2 separate regions of the Homo sapiens genome follow, and region 2 is linked to region 1. The links are chromatin loops, found by intact Hi-C in ENCODE. Cell type or tissue: heart left ventricle. All regions are shown on one strand.

Region 1 (8,000 bases):
GTTACTGAGATGGGGCTCCCCCTGGGGACTTGTGAGCTCCTCTGGGGCTCACTGAGTCTTGAGAACTTCTGGCAGCCCCGCCAGTGCTGACTGGACAGGGGGAAGGAAGGCTGAAGTGCTCTCAGGATGCACAGTCATGACAGGAAGGAGGGGTCTTCCTCCAGCTGAACACCTTGGCCACTGCGGAAGGCACGGGAGGAGGCGCAGACCAAGCCAAGCTTCTCTCTACTCCCGCCACTTCCTCTGCCCCTCAGCAAAGTTCACGGCGGGCGGGTGGGGGACAAGGGAATGACTGTGACATTATTACAGAGACGCCCTTGGAGCTGCCCCAACGCACTTTTTTTTTTTTTTTTTAAGTAAAACATTGGCCAACTTCAGCATCAGTTTAAAAAAGTGCATGGGACATACAGGTAACAGGGACTTGGCCCCTGGCCTCAGGACATCAGGCCTTCGGTCACCGTCCACCTCCTCCCTCCTCCATTTCAAGGGTACCCCCGGTACCCCTTCCTCAGTGACGTCCTTGGTGGACAAAGACTATTTCCTACTACTTCTTCTTCTGCTCTAAACTGCTACACAGAGGTGGTTGCAGAAAGCCCCAAAATGGTGCCCCCCAGGAGTCCAGCAGCAACAGGCCGAGTCTGCAGGCAGGTGGCACCCCGGTCCCACCAGCATTTACTCCGCAGGCCACCAGGGCTAGCCCTCCTTGCGTCTGATGCTAACATACACCCTGCCCAAATCCATCAGAAGAACAGAATGCCCAGAAATGGCCCTTCCTGGCACCAAACCCTCCTGGACTGAGAATGCCACCCCTTCCTCCTCCCCAGCCACTTCTGATGGGCAGGAGACTGGGACAGAAGCATCCAGGAGAGAAGTCTTCACCCCCTAGACCAGCGCCTGGGCACTGGCACTGGAACAAGGCATCTAAACAGAAGCTCACCCCCAGCCAGGCAAGCCCCTCTTCCCCATTCTCAGTGCCCAGATGCACCCCCCGAGAGCAAGTGCCTGCCCTTCCTGGAAAGACACCACGTCCACTTAACTAAGTGCATGCACAGCGATTTCTCAGACTCTTTCATGTCCTGCTGGGACTTGGGTGTCCCTCTGTTTACTTCTGACGCTCTCTATGCAAATATCAAGGTAACACATTCAACCTACTCTAAGGCCATGGTCCTTACTCCTCCCTTTCCTGGCCACATGGCCCTGGACAAGGTATCCCTGCACCTGGCTCCCTCCAGCCCCAGCCACCCCTTATGCAAAGTGAGTCCCAACACTCCTGACACCCAAGCTCCCTCACCCACAGGTAAGGGGCCTGTCCAGACCTTGGCTGTGGCGAACACACAAACCACAAATGGCATGTCTACACTGGTGCCCTCTCTGTGCCCGGGATTCTAAGATGGACCGAGAGTTCTTGGTTTAGTGGGGAAGAAATGATTGCCAGTTAAAACATATTGAGCATTTACTGAATGCTTACTATGTGCCAGGCCCCAGTCTGAGCTCATTAGAAGCACTTACTGCCCTTCACAGCCTTAAGAGAGGGGCAATAAGGCTGGGCACAGTGGCTCATGCCTGTAATCCCAGCACTTTGCATCACGAGGTCAGGAGATCGAGACCAGCCTGGCTAACATGGTGAAACCCCGTCTCTACTAAAAATACAAAAAATTAGCTGGATATGGTGGCAGGCGCCTGTAGTCCCAGCTACTTGGGAGGCTAAGGCAGGAGAATGGTGTGAACCCAGGAGGTGGAGCTTGCAGTGAGCCGAGATCGCGCCACTGCACTCCAGCTTGGGAGACAGAGTGAGACTCCGTCTCAGAAAAAAAGAGGGGCAATAGTATCCACTCCCTAACCCTGATAAGGCAGGAACGGGGTGAGTGACTTGCCCAAAGCCTCACAACTGGCCAGAGGCATGGCTGGGCTGCAGCCTGGCTTGTCTGATGTGGGTGCTGGTGCTCCTCACCACTGTGCTGGCTCCACTCAGAAAACACTAATACCGTACATGGAACAGAAAATCAAAACAGCAGAACAGATTCGGGTGCTAAGATACTGCAGCAGACTGAATCAGGAGGAAGAGGAGGAAACCCAGAAAGCCGCTGGAGTCAGCATCTCCAAAGCCCAGCGTCAAGAATAAGCAGGTCCCACAGGGTAGGCGGGAGGGAGAAGAGGCTGTTCTGAACAGAGGACATAGAGATCAACACCCAGGGGCAGGTGGAGTGGGGCCCAGAGGAAGACCTGCCAGGAAGCCTGAGGCCAGGGAAGAAACAGAGAGAGCCAGCCTGGGAGAGCCCCGGAGGGCGGCAGAGAATTTCCACAAGGAAACTGGGATCTCAGAGAACCAGCCCAGTACAGGGTGACCAGGATCTCAAGGTGAAAGGACTGAGCCTGCCAGTGATCTGGGGCTCAAATACCACAGGACCCCAGGCACAGTGACAGTGATCAGGCTACAAAGACGAGTGTTTCTGAATCAGAGGTCTGGCCCCTAGCCCCATGAAAAGACTCAGGGGTCCTCTGACACAGCTGAAGTTTTCCTGGCTGGACCAGCAGGGATCAAGATCTCGAGCATCCAAAACCAGCTGTCAGCCTGTCCTGGCCCAGGAGAGCTGCTCGAGGACAGCTTTCATGTTGCAACAAAACAAACACACCTATGAACATGTGTCTGACCTGAATACGGTGCTTAGCAACCAATCAAGCATTGAAACCAACAGCCGGTGTTGAATCATGGTGACAGCCACCCAGAGCGAGCGAGAATGGCTGTCCTATTTACACACACAGACACACACACACACACACACACACACACACACACACACACACACACGGCCACCTGATGGCACTTCAGGAGGACAAGGCCTGCAGGCTACAGGCTGGGCTCTCTGGTGTGCAGGGATCAGAGGGTGGCCTTCCCTGACATCTCTGAAAATGGCAAAGGCTCAAAGGTAAACAGTGAAACAAAAAACCCAAAGCCATCAAAAGACTCAGGACCTAGAGATCTTGCTGGGGCTGGAAAGGTTGGGAACCCTTAGAACAGAGCACTTCCCCAACCTGGCGATGCCCTTCGAGCCCAAAAGCATTAGTAAGGCAAGCTGAGATGCCCAGGCAGCCAGCAGAGAGCAGGCAGAAGGAGGTGGGCAGTGGTGGGAGAGAGCATGGAATGGGTAGAAGTAAAGCACAGGGGAGTGACGGAGGCCAGAAACGCGTTCCCCCAGTGTCATCGAGTAAAGACGGATGCCCCAGCACTCCCTGGACAGCCCACTGCGGTCTGTGGCTCTGCAGCAGAGAGGGTCCCTTCAGCACCCAGCACAGCCAGCCGAGGAGCTCTCAGTGGACAGGCGTGTGAACCCACGAGTCCAACGGTGCGACTCCATCAACAGAGACCAGAAGTCAACACAGGATTTGTAGGAGAGTGGCAATTTCCCTTTACGATATTCTCTGAGATTCAAAGAAATATAATTTCAAAGCAAGAGAAAACATGATTCCAAAGGGAAGACATTCACGCTTCATTGCAGTTTCTGAAGAGCGCCCCTTACTGAAAATGGGGCACAGTCTGAAGTTTAACATGGTGATGATGGAAATTAAAAACAGGATCTCTTTTTTAAGTAGAGATCTGCAAACCGATGCAGGAACTGTCCACGAGCCCAGAACCCATCAGCCTTGGCTCAGTTCCAGCCCCACCTCATCAGCAACTCCAGGAATTCATCCCTGTTAGTTTTAGCCCCTGAACAAGGATGGTAAATAGAGGGTGAGCAGAGGCTTTCGCGCAGTCGACCTGTGCCAGGTCCTTACTCAGCTCCGACAGCGGGTGTCCAGGTGTCTGTGGGACCAAGCGCTATGAACATGGCATCCACGCAGGCCCTCCCACGCTGGGTGCACACGGCCAGGAGTGCTGCCCAATAATGCCTGCCACGAAGCCACCAAATGCCGACAGACTCCCTGCCAACCGGCTGGATCTCAGTTCGAGTGCGAGTAACGTGCGTCACACACACCCCCGTCTCCGGCAGGATGGAGTCTATACCTCGGACACTAGCAAAATGAGCGACAGAGAGAAGCATCTCAGCAGGAGGGCAGGTGGCCCTGTTTTCTGACCTGAGACGTAGCCGCAGGGCCTGGGACTGTTCACTTCCCAGAAGCTGCGGGAGCCATGGGGTGAGCAGAGCCATGCTGCCATCTAGTGCGCCCAGCAGCTCGGCCAGCACTTCCCACTCCAGAGGTGGCTCGGGGAGGCGGTGATTCCAGAAAACCCTGGACCAACCCCGGCCAGGAAGCAGTGTCCCCGAGACCATGTTTGCTACAGAGCCATGCATCCCTCCTGAGTCCTTCCAGGATGGGCAGATCCTGCCGGACTGGAGTCAGCGGGGAGTGACGTGCACAGGACAATGACCCAGCGAGGCTGGATGCAGCTGTGAGACAGGCTGGGGTCCAGCCCTGCCACTGCAGCCATGCAGAGTCAGAGGCTCTCCCTCTCTCCACCCCCTGGCCTCAGACAAACCACCAAAGGCCGATTCCAGTTGCTCTGATATCACCTCTCCAGGGGGAGGAGGCTACACTCCAGCTCTGGGAGGCCATGATCACTCCCCTGCCACACACGGCTCTCCCAGCCTCTCACAACCCGTTTACAAAAGGTTAGTCATAATTTAACTCAAAACACACCCATCTCCCGACTAGTTCAAACAGTAGCTAACACTTACTGGGCTGGCCTGGAGGGTCACACCCTGTCCCCGGCTCCACACAAACGTGGCTCCTGCCATCTGTGCAGTTGCACTAACACTGCTGCCATTCTCCCTCTGGGGACACCAGGGCACTTGCCCATGGACACTGATCAAGGAAGCCACATGGAGCAGAGGCAGCCAGCCTGCCCGGCCTTGAGCACACCCTGCCATCCTGCCGTCTCACCCTGGGGCCCTTCCCTCTGCCCTGGACAGCCTGGCTCAAGGTCGGCTGAGGGGTCTGAGTGTCCAGTCCGGAACTCCACCCCTCCAGACCCTCCCACAAGGACACCATTGGCCCCAGCAGCCCAGGCAGCCCCCACAGAGGGCCCTAGGGACAGGAGAGGCCACAGGTTGAGTTTCTGTCTAGGTCAGTCCCTGCTGACCTGGGGAGGTCCTGGGGTGAGATGGCCTGGGAAAGAACACAGGAAAGTTCCAGAAGGCAGGGCACGGCCATCCAGCCACACAGTACAGATCTACAAGGTGGCCACGCCCTCCCTGAACCCAGCAGGGCTCCATCATCAGCCCAGCTGGTGCTGCGGCCTGATGCACGGCTGGCCAGTCTCACTCCTCTGGGCCTGTGTCTGATCTCTCCTCCCACGGTGTGGAGAAAGGACACTCCTCCTCCAAAACCTTACTGAAAAAGCAAGCCTCTAAGTAGACATGATTTCTAAGCTCACACCCAAAAGCCTCACCTGTGGACAAGCACAGACACCAACTCCGGGCACTGGGTTTTAAAGGGCCAGCGGCCACACCTGCAGCTGGTGCTGCTGACTGACGGACGGCACAGGGCCTGGCCCAGAACAGAGGCAGCTGGCACCAGGAGGAGCGGTCAGGGACACGGATGCTGCATGTCCTGTAACAGGTTCTCATGGCTCCTGAAGGTCCCTGACGCTCAAGGCTCTGCAGCCAGGAGAGGGCCCTGGCTGGGGAGTGGGGGCCCCAGGAAGACCCGCTCTGCGGCTGCTTCATTTGCCCCGTGGAAAGACCTATAGGCTGGGGGGCCCCAGTGGGGATCAGCACATGCTTCCGGCCCTGCCTGGGCCACTCTGGGCAGCTGGACACACCCTGGGGTGGTTTGGGGACAGAGAGGCCACCCTCCCGGAGTGCACACCCACACAGTACGGGTCCAGAGGAAGGGGCTGGTAACAGCAGAAACCAACACAGGGAGGTCCTGGGGAACTTCTGCAGGCAGGACTTTGAGAACAAAAATCTAGAGAACTCTCTTCAGAGGACATACACTTAGCAAACCTCACGTGGTCACTAAATCCCAGGTGAGGAAGACAGGGCTCGACCTTACTAGACCTTAACAACACTGGGTGCTGCATACGCCACCTGCCCACGTCTTCGATGAACACGGCGAGGAGTGGGGGAACGTCAGGACTGCTTGAAAGGAAGAACCAGACGCAAGTCCTTCTGGCTTCTTTCCCCATAGAGGCAGCTGCAACGCCACCTCCTCCCGCTGGGCTCACGCTGCTGTCCGGCTCCCCTGGGAATTCAGCCCATGCAGCCCCTGCCCAGGATGCTCACAGGGCAAGGGGTGCCCCCTCTGTCACAGACCCTGACTCACATTCACACCGAAGTCCGGGGACGTGGAGCTCCAGATGGCACCAATGCTTGCCGCAGCCAGCATCGCCTCGACAGCGTGCTCACTGTTGGGTAAATAACCTGTGGAGAAAACATAGGAAGAAGCCTTGGGTTCAGGGTGTATGGGAGGTAGCAGATGTCCAAAAGGTTTCTCTGAGAGCCAAGGTCAGAGTGGGAAGGGGGCTGGCCTTGAACTGCCTGAGGATCCTGACCACCAGCCCCCGCCCAGATGAATCGCCTGCTGCCAGCCTGTCAACTCCCCACCATCCCCCTGCAATCCATTCTCCATGCTCTGATGACAATGACCCCGTGGGCTCTCCTCCCTCTGCTCCCCATCCCTCCCTGGGATCTGGTCACAGCAGCCTTCTTCCGACTCCTCAGTTGTCCTAATCACCTCCTGCCTTTGCACAGCTGTCTGATCTGCTGAACACTCCTCCACGCACACCAGCAGTCTCCACTCAGTGTGCGCTCATCCTGCAGCTCTTCACTCAAATGAAACTTCCTCAGAGCAGCCTTCTCCAAGGCTGTCTTGCCCCCAACCCGGTGAACTCAGGTCCCCCAACTAGTTACCTGCAAAGCACACTGTATTTCTCCTTCACCAAACTTAGCATAACTGCAAATGAATAATCACCTGTGTAACTGGCCGTCTAGTATCTGGTTCTCACATGAGGGCTGGGACTTTGCCTGTCTTGTTCTTTGCTTTACCAAATGCCTTTTACCATGCCCTGCACATCAAGGGTCCTCATATATTTGCCGGCTGGCAGATGGATGGATGGATGGATGATGGATGAGGAATGATGAATGGAGGATGGATGGATGAATGAATGGACGGATGACAGATGGAGGATAGATAAATGGATGGAGAGATGGATGATGGGTGAATGGGTAGGCAGAGAGAAGAATGTATAGACGGATGGATGATGTATGAGGGATGATGAATGGAAGATGGATGGATGAATGGATAATGAGTGAAGGATAGATGAGTGGATGGAGAGATGGAAGATGGGTGAATGGGTAGGTAGAGAGAAGAATGTATAGACAGTTGGATGGATAGTTGGATGGATGGTGGATGAGGATGATGAATGGAAGATGGATGAATGGGTAGATGATGGGTGGAGGATAAATGAATGGATGAATAGATGGATGACGGATAAATGGGTAGGTGGAGAGAAGAATGTATAGACAGTTGGATGGATGGATGGTAGGATAAATGATGGATGAGGGATGATAAATGGAAGATGGATGGATGAATGGGTAGATGATGGGTGGAAGCATAATAAATGGATGGATAGATGGATAATGGGTAAATGGGTAGATGGAGAGAAGAATGTATAGACAGGATGGATGGATAGATGGATGGATGATGGTGATGGATGATAAATGGAAGATGGATGGATCAATGGGTAGATAATGGGTGGAGGATAGATGAGTGGATGGATAGATGGATGAGGGATGGATGGGTAGGTGGAGAGAAGAATGTATAGACAGATGGATGGATGGATAGTTGGATGGATGATCTATGAGGGATGATGAATGGAGGATGCATGGATGAATGGGTAGATGATGGGTGGAGGATAGATAAATGGATGGATAGATGGATAATGGGTAAATGGGTAGATGGAGAGAAGAATGTATAGACAGGATGGATGGATGGATGGATAAATGATGGTGAGGGATGATAAATGGAAGATGGATGGATGGATGGGTAGATGATGGGTG
Region 2 (8,000 bases), 310 kb before region 1:
ATCACCACACAACAACACAGCGACCCTCCAAATACACAGCTGAGTGGAAGAAGCCAGGTACCAAAAGCGCGCACTGTGCAATTCCGTTCGTGGAAAGTCAGAAGCAGGCACACAGATCTCCGAGGTGAAAGCCTGCACAGTGGCCGCCCTGTGGTAGAGGCAGTCACTGAGTGGAGTCCTGCTGGGCTTCTGGGGACCCTGCCATGCTCTGTCTCTCCTTCTGCATGCCGATTACTTGGTGGTTGTGAGAACTCATCAGTCTGTGCTCGCTTATGTGGACTCTTCTGCATGTAGGTTACAGTTCAATATGAAGTTCAAAACAGAGCAAGTGCATTGTAACAGGGACGTAAGTCAGAGCCAGGAGGACATGGTGGCTCCACCACTGCCCACGTTCACTGGTAGGTCTCCAGGTGAACCCAAATGTCACCACCCCAGACACACAGAGGCGTTTCTCCCCCAGACCTCCACCAGGTGTCCGCGGTCCCTTTGGTTCTGAGCGACAAGAGTGACCTGAGCTTTGGCCTTGTCTGTGATGGAGGACTGGATGCTGGAAAGAGTCTGAGTCCAGATGAGCATCCCTCCTGGTTGGACCAGGGAGAGAGACATTCTAGCTGCTGTAGATAAGTCAAAAGAAAGACAACTGGACTCCAGGCCAGCCTCTACCCAGCAGGGACAGACAGACAGGGCACGGGGTCACACCTTCTCCATCTCACTCCCCATATGTCTTTCCCAGCCCATAGCATCCACCACCTAGCTGGGCAAAAGGAAACCTGCTCTGTGAGTACACACCTGCATCTTTCTGTCTTCTACTTAGACCAGCCACTTTTGAACTAAATACTCCACTCTACAGGGTTTTGGGTTTGTTTGGTTGTCTACATAGTGGGTGGGCAGTAAAGGATTAACTTTGCCCGAAGAGAGGTCTGGCCTTTGCCTTCACCTCCTGAGAACTAACTTTTAAGCCTTTGGAATTTCTTGCCTGATAAGAGTGTCTTTGTTTACCTGAGGTCTTGGGCCATGCCAGATAATCTGTGCTTCAATATGATTTATAGTAGGGAGGCTTGGGCCACATGGGATCTGCTTGACCACTGGAGGGACTGGAGAGTCAGCCATGTCTATGTGACCAAGTTCCAAAAAAAGCTCTGGACACCAAGCTTGGGTGAGCTCCCCCAGTTGGCAGCACTCTGTGCCTATGGTTGCACATCAGCTCTGGGAGAAGCAAATGCTGTCCATACGACTCCACTGGGAAAGGTCAACTGGGAGCTTGCCCTGGACCTCTACTGGATCCTACTCTATGCACCTCTTCCCTTGGCTGAACTCAGTTTGTATCCTTTCACTAGAATAAACAATATTTATAAGTACAACAGCGTTTCTGAGTTCTTTGAGTCCTTCTAGAAAATTACTGAACCTGAGGGTGGTCTTGGGGACCCTCCAGACTTGCAGATGGCATCAGAAGTGAGGGTGGTCTTGAGACCTTCCCAGCTTTCCAGTGGGTGGGTCAAGTCTTTCACTGTCTGCCATGGGCGGGGGTTGGAGAAGGAAGCGTGCAATTAGAACTCACGCCATCAAGACTGTGAAATATTTTTATACCCCATATCATCCACCCAGTCCTCCGACGTTTAAAGAGGATTTCTTGAGTTTCAGGTACTACACATGAAGCACTTGGAAATGCAAAGAGGAGCATGGCTCAGTCCAGACCAGTGAGTCTCAGATGGTTTTGGCCACAGACTGAGACTGTGGCTCACCTTTCCCCGGTACCCATTTCACAGTAGAAAAAGAACTTGTTCACAAATGCTGAAATGTCTCAAGCCCCTTCTAGAAGCCAGGCACTGTCCTCCGCCTTGCACTGCTAATACACAGATGCCTCGTGCAACCCCGCAGGGGTAGTATCGCTTCTGCTTCCATTTTCCACATGAGGAAACTTGATGAGCATCACTAGACAGGCAAATTGTGTGGGTATGACCAGGGAAGGGAAGTTTTGCATTCTGCTTTAGCCAGAGGAGATAAAGAAGATTCCTGTTTGGACAGTAAAAGGTACTCACAGTCTACTGGAAATTCACTAGCAAAAAGATCTAGTTAAGCATATCTACTAACGTTTGAGTTAACCAAACAGCCCACAGTGGAAGAACTTAGTTCTTCATTAGTTCAGGAAACTGAACTAATAAATATTCCAAAAAAAAGCAAGGAAAGCTACAACCTGAATTCACAACCATCTGAAGACAATACTACCAAATGCCTTGATGATAATAAACTGTCCTGTCCAAACTCTGATGGCTGCAAGATGCCAGCAGCCATGTGCATCCTAGCGCCACTCAGGAATATTTGTGGATTATAATAGCTGAGCTTTACTGAGGCCACTCCCCTGAGCCAGACACTTTCCCAAGGGCTTTGCATAAATTTTCTCGTGCTTTACCTGTATCAACATATTTAATCCTCTTTACAGCACTATGAGTAGGTCTCATTATCCTAGACTTACAAATGCGAAATCTGTGGCACCAAACAATTAAGGAACAGGCACAAAATCACAAGGTGGAGGCAGGATGGAGTGTAGGGGTCCTCATTTCTGAGCCTGCCCATCTGGCCACTATACCTGACTGGCACAGCACAGGTATTCACACCAGCCTGCCAGGTTCAGGTCCTGGCTTTGCCATTGACTCTTGGTGCAGTACAGACTCCTCCTCTCTCAAATGATGAAAAAATAAGTGTCTATAAGGGGTTGAATAGTGTCCCCCAGGGATTCATATCTACCCAGAACCTCACAATGTGACCTTATTGAGCCACAGGGTCTTCATTGATGTAATTACTTAGGTATCTCAAGATGAGACCATCCTGGATTTAGGGTGGGCTGTAAATCCAATGAGTGGTGTCTTTATAAGAGACAGACAGGGAACCTGAGAAGGCAGCGATGTGAAGTCAGAGAGAGAGAGAGCTGGAGTTATGCTTCTATGGGCCAAGGAATATGAAGGACTGCCAGCAACAACCAGAAGGTAGGGGAAAAGCATGAGAAGGTTTCTCAACCCTACGGACATCTTGATTTTGGGCTCTGGCCTCCTGGAACTGTGAGAGAATAAATTTCTGTTGTTTTACACTATCGCGTTTGTGGCCATTTGCTGTGGCAGCCCCAGGAAGCTAACACAGTGGCCATCTCGTGAGGCTGCTGCAAGGGTTAAGTGAGCTAATACAATATAAAGTGCTGGCACAGACGGAGTGCTACAGGTGTGTTTATTATTATTATGTTACGCTGTATCTGTGAATCAAAGAAGGGAGTGAGACAGTCTGTCTAGGGAAACAGTGGCTTACATATAAACAAAATAAACTGACAAAATAAAAATAAATAAATTCTGACATCTTTGCTTTGGAGTGAAACACTGGGCATTCCTCCCTCCCTAGCAGAGCTGGATACACCCAGGAATGAATGTCAGGAAGGTGATGGAGAGAGAAGGATTAGGAGCAAGACTCCCAGAATTTAATTCCAGCTGCAAGAAGGACTAGCTGTGAGGCCTTGGATAACCATTGAACTTCTGTGACTCAGTTTCCTTATCTGTAAAATGTGGATAATAACACTATCTACCTACAGTGTTGCTATTATGAAGATTAAGTGAATTGGTGTATATTAAGTGCTTAGAAGAACACCTGGAACAAAGACGTGGATCAGCATTAGCTATTATTAATTTCCTAACAATGAACTACCATACGGTCTCCAGAGATCAGACACACAAGCATCTAAGCCTCCTACCTTGTGAGATGTCCTTTGGAACTACCCTAAGTCTCCAGCCAGGATTCTAAACACTTCTTCTCCAGATATGATTTCCTGATCCTATTCCTCTTCCTTAGCAGAAAATTCCTCTAACATCCCTAGGCAAAGGCAAATGTCTCCGTTTGCCAGAGTAGATCCATTTATTTCATAAGGGGTGCTCTAGAGAACATCCAGCCCTCAATCCTTTGGGCCCAAAGGACATTGCTGTACACCTGACAAATTCTGGACATGTCATAGCAGTTGCAATTGATTTTTAAAAATCCAGTTCTGGTGCATGTCCATGAAAACGTCCAGAGATAGGGCCAAATTCAGATGCAACTCACTATAGACGTTCAAATGTTACCTCCAGTTCCATTAGGCACTGGACCCTGTTCAGCTCTCATGCATGTGGGCTTTGTTCACCAATTCTTCTCATGGTCACAGTGTTGCTGCAGCAGCTCCAGATCTCACATCCTCATCCACAACAAAAAAGCAAAATTCTTTCCCTTAGATCAAAGATCCCAGAGCCAGGTTTTCATTGGCCAAATTAAACTGAGTGCTCAATCTTGAGCCAATCATTATGGCATCTAGGGTAGAGGGACAATGCTCATGGGCTTAGCTGGTCAACTAAGCTGGTCACTAAGGGTGAAGTTAACCCCCTCCTAATCACGTGGGAGAGGTTAGCAAGGAGTGGCTCCTGAAAGGAAATTCAAGTTACAACAGAACAAATGAATGCTGGGTATCAAAAACACAAACCTAAAACCAAACTATTGACATTTTCCTCTCTCTTAAACACAAGTTATACAATTGTTTCTAAATCCCAGTCCTTAGTCCAAATCCTTCCTAATTTTAGATTATCTTTGTTAGAACAATTTAAGCCCAGGAACATCTATGTCTTGAATATTCATTAAGTTTGTTTTAGAGAAATATCTTTAGGCTTGGTGATATTCTTAGCACTTGTTATTTAAAAATTACAATATCTAAAACTACATGGAAAAGATAATGGTCTCACCACTGTAATGAGTTTGCGGAATTTGGGCTCTGAGCATAGAAAAATATATGACCACAAGGTGGCAGTAGCATACAACGAGTTTTATTTGGGCAACGCTTTGACAGGTTTGCATGAAAGAAGCCCCTCACAGCATGAGACAGTCCAAAGGATGTGGCCTGAGGGGCCACCAGCCAGAGGGGAGGAGGGAAAGAACTCTGAAAGTAGAGGTAGATTCAAGACAGGGGCTCACATGTCTAGATAATGTCACTCAGCAGCTCAGTGGGGAGTCTCTGGGTCAGAGAGCTCTAAAGGGCAGTTGCAGCTTGAGTTCTTTTATAGCTAAAAGGTTTATCTTATTTACAACTAACAGACATTGGACTCAGTTTTGCAGGGTATGCAAAACAGGCAGGCTCCAAATGGCTAAAAATCTGTTTATTTGGGCTATGTTTAAAACAATTGGATGTGTAAAAATATGAATTTGGTGCCAGCAGGCTTTTGAGCTAACAGGTCCCAGCCTGCTGTGAAGAAACAAACAACACAGGGGCCAATGAGCAGGAACCATTTTTATCTCACTTACATAATAACCAATTTCTGACATACAGAAAAAAAAAATTATATGTATTTTCCATAGGTTCTTCATTACATAAACATTTGCTGTATGAATCCTTGAAATTATGGGATTACATACGGAAGGATAAATTGGCAGAACAAGAAACCACTTGTTGATAAATGGACTCTTCCAGATGTCAGTCCCTGCCCACACATGGCCCTTAGATGACAGCAGCATCTACCCCTGCCCACCACTTCAACATCTCTGCCATCTTGATTGGTCAGATTCTGCTGACTGCCAACTATAAATACAATGCAAAAGCAATGCAAATCCATTGCAAAGTGAAATTGCATATCTTGTAATAGTAGAGGATGGACAAATGCATGCAAAACTATCAACAAAGAGAATGAAGCCAGGGTCTACAATCACCCTTCAAGATATATTTACCAGCCAGGCATGGTGATTCATGCCGGTAATCCCAACACTTTGAAAGCCCAAAGTGGGCAGGTCACCTGAGGTGAGGAGTTCAGGACCAGCCTGGCCCCTGTCTCTACTAAAAATACAAAAATTAGCCAGGCGTGGTGGTGGTTGCCTGTAATCCCACCTACTCCAGAGGCTGAGGCAGGAGAATTGCTTGAACCCGGGTGGTGGAGGTTGCAGTGAGCCAAGATCACGCCACTGCACTCCAGCCTGGGTGACAGAGCAAGATTCCATCTCAAATAGATATAGACAGATAGATAGATAGATAGTAAGTAAACAAGTGAAGAGGAGAAAATCAGTGAGGACAATGGGTGCTTCAGAAGACAGCAGTTTCAATAGCCGAGTATCGTGAAGCTCTTGGGGAAACTGGAGAAGCCCTCAAATATTTCCGCTAAACGGATCCTTTTTGTGATCCTACTAGCAATGTCAAACATGAAATGAGAACTGCAATATTGTATAGTTATAGAAAACTGGAAGAAAAATGACAAATTATCAACATGCATTCTTTGTTCAAAGTGCACAGATCGGGAATTGCCAACCCCTAATTTTGTTTACTACAAGATAAAATAAACTTTTATTATAATCTTTATTTCATTTCTCAAGGAAGAAAAAAAAATCCCAATCAAGTTTTTTCTCACTATTTTCTACAAAATTTTGGTTCCCAATTTTAGTCAATTAATTTTAATTAGCCAAAAATACTTAAAGAAAATTTCTCCATCACACCCTTCTAGCTTTGAATTGCAATGCTCATAAAAATGTATATTTATGTGTGTGAAAATATGCTAATATTGTATGTTGGTGGGGAACAGAACACTGGCTCCTCGTGGTTCCTAAAACAGCACATTCCTTCTCGTCTCTAAACCTTTCCACCTGCCATTCCCCCTGCCTGGAAGCCTCTCCCACAGACACCACCATGACTCATTCCCTAATCTCCTTCAGATCTGGACAAATGTCACCTCTCAGTGAAGTTTTCCTAGACCACCCAATCTAAAATGGCAAATCCCTCTTATCCTCAACAACTTCTATCCCTGGTCTCCTGCTTTATTTTTCTCCTTAGCACTAAACCGTACCCAATATACACTTTGCTTCCCTTGTTTATTATCTGTCTCTCCCACTAGATATAAGCCCAAGGAGAGCAAAGATTCCGCAGTTTCTGTTTCCTGCATTATCCATAGTGCTGAGAACCATGCCTGGCAAATGGGAGGAGCTTAATCAATATTGGTCGAATGAAGGGTCTTTATCTAAGGTGTCATCCGTCTCTGGATGTCCCACGAATATGAGACTTCAAGGGCTGAAGATGCCCAGTAAGAGACATCACCAAAAAATTCCAAGGGCAGGGAAGGGGGTGAAGGCATCAGAACCCTGTGGACCAGAGGCTCTCAAACTTTCAAGCATATCAGAATCACCTGTGCCACTTGTCATGGCACAGAGATTGGGACCAAACCTCTAGAGACTGTGCTGCTATAGGTCTGGGGGGCAGGACCCATAGTGCTGTGTTTTTAAACAAGTTGCCCTTCTGAAGCACGGGGTCCTCAGAACACTCTGTGGGCAATACTGTTTGGGACACACCTCAGACATCACATTCTGTCGAGCGGAGTCATGCAAAAGAGGTTCAACACCCTTTCTGAGATAAGCCCAGCCTGGGGCACGGGAACATTTTCAGGGTGTGATTAAGGAAAACTGCAAGGATACTTTTAATTGGGGCTCTCCCACCAAACCACTTTCCCTGTGATAAATTAACCAAAGACAGAGATGCTTGCATCTCCCACTAAGCACCTGGAGGCTGGTAACGTCAGACTCTGCTGAGAGCTCCTTGCAACAGGTTACAGGGCATGGAAAAGAGAGTCCAAGGGATCCACAGAGGGCAGGAGCCTGGCCTGCCAAGATGACCATGGAGCAGGTGGGGACTCCAGTCTTACATGCTCCTGTCCAGGGGGCTGGAAACCCAGATATTTTGGGCCTCTGAGTCAGAACAGGAGCCATCCTGATGGATAAACAGACAACTGGTGCTGGAAAAGCACATCCACCAGAGAGAAGTACTGGAAATCATGAAACTCAGCTATGAGAACAGGACACCTGAAGGGGGATCTGCATGCCAGTGAGAACTTTCCCCAGGCAACACGTGCTGATTTCTAGAAGCTATTGCCACTCTCCCGTCTCATTGCTCAGTTTAATCTCTCGTCTAAGAAAGTCAAATACTAAGAAACTTATGTGTCTAGCTTTGGACAAATCAGAAATTTCACATT

The links. Hi-C counts contacts between places; a loop is a spot of excess contacts. Peaks named below come from ENCODE experiments on the same cell type or tissue, not always from the same donor. Only the 100,000 strongest peaks of a DNase experiment are listed, where the experiment ranks them.
Region 2: a loop joins it to region 1, with 4 times the contacts of the local background. A loop is called at or near these places in 6 of 110 quality-filtered maps.

Annotation. Positions count from the first base shown.
Region 1 is chr12:125,089,788-125,097,787 of GRCh38, reverse strand. It overlaps AACS (acetoacetyl-CoA synthetase), which reads right to left. Exons shown (of 18, transcript NM_023928.5): 5 at 6,265-6,362. Among named protein-coding and RNA genes, the nearest start is that of AACS, 28 kb to the right of the region's middle. RefSeq lists an enhancer at 6,216-6,717. In heart left ventricle, no CTCF peak of the experiment used is centred here; DNase peaks (open chromatin) are centred at 4,147, 4,411, 4,862 and 5,178; H3K27ac peaks cover 464 bases.
Region 2 is chr12:125,400,199-125,408,198 of GRCh38, reverse strand. All of the region lies in intron 2 of TMEM132B (transmembrane protein 132B), which reads right to left. Among named protein-coding and RNA genes, the nearest start is that of TMEM132B, 220 kb to the right of the region's middle. In heart left ventricle, a CTCF peak has its summit at 4,799 (motif pointing right); no DNase peak of the experiment used is centred here; H3K27me3 peaks cover 2,461 bases.